Linked DNA regions of Homo sapiens: region 2 is linked to region 1. A link is a contact called in ENCODE Hi-C or POLR2A ChIA-PET data. All regions are on one chromosome and are shown on one strand. The core of a region is the stretch at or near the end of the contact, and the rest is flanking DNA. Distances in the headings are between cores, read along the strand shown.

Region 1 (3,939 bases), core at 452-2,951:
TCTCTGGGGGTCAGTGAGCAATGAGGACATGTGTTGGGGGTTGGACGGGAGAAGAAAACCCTGGGCTCAGGCTCCATGAGGAAAACAGATCTGACTTGAAAAGAATTCAGACTTTCAGGGGTTGCAAAGCTTTCAAGAAGCACAACAGACTTCATTATTGCCAGGCTATGAGGACCTTCCTTGCAGAAAACAGGACAACTGACACCTCATTGCAGGGCTGAGCAAGATACTGCTTGCCCCCCACCTCAAGTTCTCCCCATAATAAATGGAGGAAATTCATCCTTTCTCTGCCTCTCAACCATAGAACCAAGTCATTCATAGACTTATTGGGTCAAATAAGAACAGCAGAGGAAGCTAATGCAGGGATGAAATAAATCATGCTTGTGTTTTTTTGTTTTGTTTTGTAATAAGGTTTTCCTCGAGCTTCAGGAAAGTCAACATCCCAAATAAACAGAACTTGCCAAACAGATATTTCAAGGTGAGATAATATGTATTAGGAGGAGAAACTTCCTAGTGAATATAGGAAGAAATGCAGTTTGTAAATTTCAGCTTTCCAAGCAACTTTTCCAACATATATATATATATATGTTGCATAGAACCGAGTACACAAACCTGTGATTAAGTAATAATGGTAAGATTATAGCAATTGGCATTGCACTGATGCTAAGTTTATACCATAACAATTAGTCCTCAGATGTGATTTAATAAAGGAATAAGCACATATTTAAGAATGGATCTAAGAACAACTTAGAAAGTAATCACAAAAAGTGTTCTGGGATGGAGCCATAAAAACTGGGCCAATAAATCTCAGCCAGCCAACCAGACATTCTGTTATTTGATAAAACTAATAATGCAAAACTTATTGCAATAGCAGAAACGTCATAAAAATGTAGTAAAAATAAACAAGCACATGGCTCTGGCAGAAGAGCTAAAAACAAGCGTGGAAATTGAAGACATCAAAGTATAGCCAAGAAACATCTTGGCAAGTGGGAGCAGGCGACGTTCACATATATTAGTGGAAAATGTTAAGGAATTTGGGATTTTTTTTTCATGTTTGAGCAATATTTTGGGAAGTGATATTTCATACATACTTGTCTCTGTACCAAGATATTTCCCCTCCCAAGATTATTTTGCAACGTACTTGACTGGTGAGGTCTGTTACTTTTATGATGCCTTTTGGTAGAAAGATCTGAAATTTGTACAGCAAAGGGGAGAAGGCACTAAACGTTATTAAGCCTCCTACTCACCACTTTAGCTGTATTATCTCAATTAATTCTCAAAGCAATCCCGAGTGGAAGGAAAGCGTGTTCCTATTTTACGTAGGAGGATGCTGCAGCTTTGAGAAGTTGGTCACAAGTGTCTGGAAACTGCCACCAGCCCGGAGAGTGTTCGCTTCCCCATAGTGTGTGAACTTTTTCCCATATCCCTCCTGTATTCAGGTTCTACCACGTGCCCCTGAGGGTCTTTCAAGGATTGACCAGGCAGGGGATGGGAGGAGATTCAAAGGTCAAGGTAAACTCTGCTTCCAACCCCAAGTCCCCCTTTTCATCACTGTCCCATGAAAAACTCCTGCACCTCCCACTGCCAATCTCGCCCACGGCAGCTTGGAAGCAGGAGGGGGAGGCTGGCCTCCCTCCCTGGGGCTCTACTCACAGTCTGAAGTCTGCTGCCCAGCCTCGGCAGGCACGCACAGCTCTGCACCTCCTACAGCCACCGAGTACCGGAAGCTGGCCAGTCAGGGATGGGCACACGTAGGCGAGAGGGGGGCCTGCTTCGGCCTCTGGGCACTTATCAGAGGAGGAGGAGGAGGAAAAAAGCTGTGTTTTGGATCTGAAAGGGTTACAGGGTCTGCCCAGCCCCTGGGATGGCAGCCAGCAGGGGAAGTGGGGAAGCTGTGAGGAGAATAGCAAGTTTCTCCTTGCAGGGACCCTATTCCAGCTGAATGCAGCCTCCTCGCCCTTAAATCCAATTAAAGGCCGATATTATGTCAGTGGAAATGTATGCCAATCCTAATATAGTCTAATAAGCCTTAAAATAGCACTCTGTAAGTGGAAAGCCCTGTGGTTTAATTTGATTCGCAGCCTAATAACAGGCTTAATAAGAGGGAATTGGCCCCCTTTTATTTTCCAACTGGTCTCTGCATGCTCTTTTCTTCTTTTCTTTCTTTGTCTCCTTTATCTCTTTCTCTGGAACTCTGTGGAATGACCAAGAGAGGCAGGAGTGAGCAGGAGGTGGGCGCATCTTCCCCCACATTGCTTCCAGCTCAGAGGCCTGGTACCTGCTACCTAAGTGTGGTTCTGGGATGTGGCAGGGACTCTAGGTCCTTGGCTGGGTCCTACATGTGACTTGACTCATGGTGCACATGGACAAGGTGCTTCCTGTTGGCTTTGTTGCCTTCCATTGTAATGGAGAAGGTGGATGGGAAGTACCTCAAAGCAGGTATCTTGGGCATGCACCTTTGGATGAGAAAGGACTCATCGCTTTCTTCCTGGGCCTTGGGTCTCCCCTCCCAGGAAGCTGGAGCCAACGGCCATTCTCACACACCCTCTGCTAGAGATGACGGGGTGGCCAGCCATGGGCAAGTCTTATCAACACAATCTGGAAACTGAATCCGCTTTATGGAACTTTGAATCAATTCTTTATAAGGACAAAGGATTCTCAAACATTTAAAAAGCAGAGTTTTTGAATTTAAAGTACTCTTAAAAAACAGCTTTAATGAGATATATTCACATTTGGTATAATTCACCTATTTAAAGAGTACAAGTCAATGGCTTTTGCAATTCAGTAGCTTTTACTATAATTACAGAGTTGCACAACCATCACCACAATCAATTTTAGAACATTCTTATTGCTGCAAAAAGACAGCTCAAATCCCTTAGCCATCACCCTCTCCAGCTCCACATGGCCCCCAGCCCTAGGTAGCCACTAATCTATCTTTCTCTGTACATTTGTCTATTCTGGACATTGTGTATAAAAGGAATCTTATATGTAGCCTTTTGTGTCTGGCTTCTTTCTTACTCAGCATAATGCTTTCAAGGTTTAGCCACATTGTAGCATGGATCAGTACTTCATTCCTTTTCCTTGCCACTAATATTCCATTGTATGGATATACCACATTTTATTCACCCATTCTTTATCTGATGGACTTTTGCATTGTTTCCTTTTTTGGCTATTCTGAATAATGCTGCTATGAACATTTGTGTATACATTTTTGTCTGGATATATGTTTTCATTTGTCTTGCATATATTTCAAGGAGTGGAATTTTGGGATCATATAGTAAATCTATTTCACCACTTGAGAAGGTGCCAGGCTGTTTTCCAAAGCAGCCACCTCACTTCCATTCCCACCAGCAATGTGTGAGGGTTCCAATTGCTGCACACCCTCACCAACACTTGTCATTTTCTATCCTTTACTCTAGCCATCCCAGCGGGTGGGAAATGGCATCTCCTGCTCATTGACGCTATGATTTGCATTTCTCTGAATGGAGTTAATGTATTCTTTTATTTTTTTATTTTTTATTTTTATTTTTTGAGACAGACTCCCAGTCTGTTGCCCAGGCTGGAGTGCAGTGGCACAATCTTGGCTCAATGCAGTCTCCACCTCTGGTTCAAGCAATTCTCATGCCTCAGCCTCCCAAGTAGCTGGGACTACAGGTGCGCACCACCATGCTCAGCTAACTTTTGTATTTTTTAGTAGAGATGAGGGTTTCACCATGTTGGCCAGGCTGGTCTCAAACTCCTGACCTCAAGTGATCTGCCTGCCTCAGCATCCCAAAGTGCTGGGATTACAGGTGTGAGCCACCGCACCTGGCCCTGAGTTAATGTATTCTTGATCTGAACTGGTCTGCAAGTTAATAAACAATTAACTTGTGAACAGAATTTAAACCTCAGCTGTGGTGATGATTAACCAGATCATCTTGAACCCCTTACTTATCTGAA
Region 2 (3,939 bases), core at 552-3,051, 48 kb before region 1:
CTCCCATAGTGGCAGCCTGCAGCAGCACACTGCCCCTCTCCCCTGTGTGTATGTTGGACTAATTAATAACAGGAAAAGGCAAAGAGATGTTCTCCAAGGCATTTAGAACTTGGACTTGAGTATCTTAAAGCTCTTTCTCCACCTTTACAATGGAGCCCCTGTGCCTCGCTAGGGTGGCTTCCTCATGTTAGGTGAGTGCCCCAAGTTACTTTTTATAGCTTTCTGTCTCCCCGCCTACCGTCAGGGTGTCTGGCACCTGTCACTTCTCACTGTTGTCACTGATCCTGTCTGATGCAGCTCTCCTGCTGCCACTTAATTTGTTCTTTTTAATTTGCTACGGGCTTGGAAACAGATACTCAAGCTTATTAGACTTGTGTATAAAATAAGAATAAAGAGGTGTTGCATGATTACTCTAGGGACCTGCTGAGTCAAGTGCATTCGCTTTGGTATGTAGGCTTGAGATTTCCATTTTACCCTTTCCCGGGTCATTTCTGGTATTTTCTAGCACCTGGCTGGGCTCTCGACTGGGGAATCTAAGGCCAGCTGAAGTGCAGTCAGGCAAAGTGACATGAACCATGACAAGGACTGCTTACTTTTATACCCATCGATACTATATTCTGAAGCCTCTCCAGCCTCCCCCTCTTTTGCTTATCTGAGAGATGCCAAGTGCCTTCTGGGGAATTGGCTTTTTGCTGAAAATTGCTCTTGGCAATTTGCAGGGACTTAGAGCTGGTTCAGGTGTTTGAAAGATCCACTCGTCTAAGCACAGGGATAGAGCCAGTTTATTATGAAAAGTTTTATCCATCTTCACTCCTCAGCTGTCCCCAAGTTCAGTTCTTCCCCTCCTCCCCAGTATGGCCACACAATCTCTGAGCCCTTCTTTATTGGCTTAGAGGGCCCTTTCCCGTCCTCTGAATTCTCCACTTATGCCCCGTCCTGATTAAGTTCCACTTCACCATGAAGTCTTCCCTCATCCTACCGGACTTCCTCTAACCTTATGCGTCTGTTCAGCAGTTCACTGATTTGCTCCACAAGTATTCATGAAGCTTTTGGTACTGTATCACATGCTGATTGTTTCTGGATTTCATGTGTGTGTCTCACCTTCCCAACCTTCATGAGCAAAGGTTCTCAGCCTGGGCTTCACATTAGAACCACCTAGGGAGCTTTTAAAACTCTGATGCTCAGGCTGCAACCTAGTCCCATTAAATCAGACACTGGAAGCGCATTTTTTTAACTTTGCCTTTTGAGATAATCGTGAATTTGCATGCAATTGCAATAAATTGTACAGAGGGGTTCCTGTACCCTTCACTCAGTTCTCCCCTCCACGTGGCATCATTTTGCATAACTATAGTACAATATCACAAATGGAAAATTGACTGGTACAACCCACCAAGCTTATCCATTCAGATTTCACCAGTTTTTTGCATTGGCGAGTGTGTATTTAGTCTTGTGCAATTTTATCACATGTGTAGATATGTGCCAGCCAAAGGTCTCTCCCTTTTTCACAGGCCCTAGAGACCTGATCTGAGATCGTGCATGTCAGGTCGCTGGAGTCCTCTTCTGGCCTGCTTGCACAGATAGCTATTTGCAGGGCTCGGGAATGAAATTGAAAATAGACCAAACAATGTGACAGTTTTCTCCTGCTATTTTTTCTTCCACGAACAGAATGTTCAGCATTATTTTTTTCTCTTTGTGCAATATTGCAAGTGAGAAATAATCTGATTGGAATGCTGGCTTATGCTGTTTATGAGCCTGCAGTCTCCCACAAGCTGTGCGCAGGGAGCTTTCCCGAGGAGGACATCTAGGGACTTGCAAGATGAAAGGTTTGGGGAGTAGCTGTGGCCACACCCAAAACGCTGGTGAGGCTAGGAAGTAAATGCGTGGTATGCATACGGATGGTACCCCTGGAGGCTTCTCTTTCCTGGGAGTGTTCTCATGTGTTTTGCCTGAAAACTATCAAGGAGTGGCCTGGCCCATTCACACAGGGCCTGGGAAAGAAGGGTGAGCGTGTCTGAGGCTGGGGTACATTATGTCACAGATTTTGTCTGCTGAATAGCTGGGAGGAGAGACGAGCACCTTGAACTACCTGCTTGATTTTGTCAAACATATGGAATTTGAGGCCTAAGATGGACTGGCTGTAGAGAACACAAGAGTCTGGGTGACAGGTAGGAGACAGGACAAAAGGATACTCTTCTGCATCCTCCTAGGGACTCCTTCCTAATCTCAACAGAGAGGACAGGAAAATATAATTGTCAGTGTCACATGGGAACTTAGAGAAAGTGGAGTCCTTTACTTCCTGGGAGACCTTAATCTGAGGATGTTAATTCCTTTTTTTAAGAAACACGTATGGATCATTCACTCTGTGCCTGGTATGAAGCTTGGTTCTGGGGCACAAAGGTAACAAATACACAGACAGACTAGGTAGGCATTTGTCTGTTTAGATGTGGATGAATTTTATTTTATTTTTTCTCCGGGGGTAGGAGGTGGACTGGCGTGGGGTAAGGGAGGAAGTTGATTATTTTGATTTATTCCAACTTACAAATGCCCAGAAGATGTAGGTATGGGACCATCTGATCACAAAGGTCACATTCCTCCCCTTTCATGCCCATGAAAGTATTCTAGATCTCGATTGGATTGTTAGTTACACAGGTGAAGGCATTTGTCAAAAACTCATCAAAGTGTGCACTGAAGATCTGCACATTTCATTGCGTGTACATCTTACCTTAAAAAAATCACACTCCAAACAGAAATGGAAAAGAAGCAGTGAAGCCCCAGTTAAGAGCAGTCTACTTTCATCAGGAATAAAACCTGATTTTGAAATTTCATCCTAACAACATTTTCAGATGCCAGAACCCACTACATTGAATATACCTGTGGCCCTGCAGCTCTGCCCTCCAAAGCACAGATGTGTGACCTTCAGCAAACTCACTGTAGCCCTGCCCAGGTGTGCCTGCTTCTGCTTCTGGAACACTCTTCCCAGACTGCACTAGGACCAGTGTGGTCCCGCCTCCCCCATGAAGCCTCTCTTGATTTCTCCAGTCAGCCGAAGTGATCTTTCCTTTTTTTGTTTCACCTGCATTGACTGCCTTAATATAACGTGACTCTTATTATTCAGAGTCTTTCATTCACATTTACTAAATAAGCCAGCACATATAAAGAGCGTGGAACAGTGCTTGGCACAAAATAAATGCTGAAGAAGTGATCATGACTATTTTTGTTGTTGCTATGTTTTATGCTTATGATCAGTCCCTCTAAGGCCTGTGTCTTTGACTGACATACAAGCTGATATGTCTTGCAGGGACTGGGTTGTGTCCCTTTGGTGACCAGTGTGATGCTGAGCCCTTGCGCCCATTTGAATCCATTTGAATCTGCAGAACTGTGTGTAAATACTCCAGGCAAACTTGAAGCCCGTGGGTGTAATAGAGACGTGACTGAGGGAAATTCTAGCAGGGACCTCTGTACTTTAATGCAGCACCAATCAGATGGCATGGGATGGGAGGGGATGCCCAGGATTCTAAAACCCTTATCCAGCCCTGTGGTTGAGAGGCCTTGAGAAAAACCTGGTGCCAGGGCCAGCTGAGGAGTGGAGGTGGCAGCCACAAAGGCCATCTTTGTGGACAGCCTTTAGAATCTCCTGTGGGTGTCCTGAGGTGGGGTAATAAGATGCCACTTGATGACAACAGCCCTCCCTTTCAAAGTGACACTTGGCAAAGGGGCATCATGACAATGACACCTGCTCATCAGCCCTGTCCACCTCGAGCTGGCGAGGGCTGGGCCACTGTGCTCATTAGGTCGGCATCTGTCCCCACCAGCCTGCCGGCAGCTGATGCTCATTAATCCTGGAGCCCTGAGCCTATTGGGCCGAAAGAGGCTGAGCTTTTAGAGCCATTTATGGCAATGGCCTCAGTGAGTGCTGCTAGATTGATTTATAATTGGGCT

The links. A loop is a pair of places that touch in the nucleus more often than their neighbours do. ChIA-PET counts read pairs that join two places held with the same protein, here RNA polymerase II (POLR2A).
Region 2: a loop to region 1 is called in a map of ascending aorta, with 7 times the contacts of the local background. The contact joins the enhancer-like site here to the promoter of PLXNA4-AS1 in region 1. A Hi-C loop is called at or near these places in 8 of 168 maps with a recorded cell type or tissue (CD8-positive, alpha-beta T cell, DLD1, PC-3 and 5 more). POLR2A ChIA-PET finds 5 or more read pairs at or near these places in 1 of 52 experiments (activated CD4-positive, alpha-beta T cell).

What each region holds. Positions count from the first base shown.
Region 1 is chr7:132,350,096-132,354,034 of GRCh38, reverse strand. PLXNA4-AS1 (PLXNA4 antisense RNA 1) reads right to left here and starts at 1,701. Exons shown (of 2, transcript NR_199030.1): 1 at 1,654-1,701. All of the region lies in intron 3 of PLXNA4 (plexin A4), which reads left to right. RefSeq lists enhancers at 1,142-1,676, 1,677-2,212.
Region 2 is chr7:132,398,616-132,402,554 of GRCh38, reverse strand. The region is part of intron 3 of PLXNA4 (plexin A4); the gene reads left to right. Among named protein-coding and RNA genes, the nearest start is that of PLXNA4-AS1, 48 kb to the right of the region's middle. Within about 2 kb of position 1,801, at least 3 of the 41 ENCODE cell types and tissues checked have a DNase peak (open chromatin) inside an H3K27ac peak, as active enhancers do.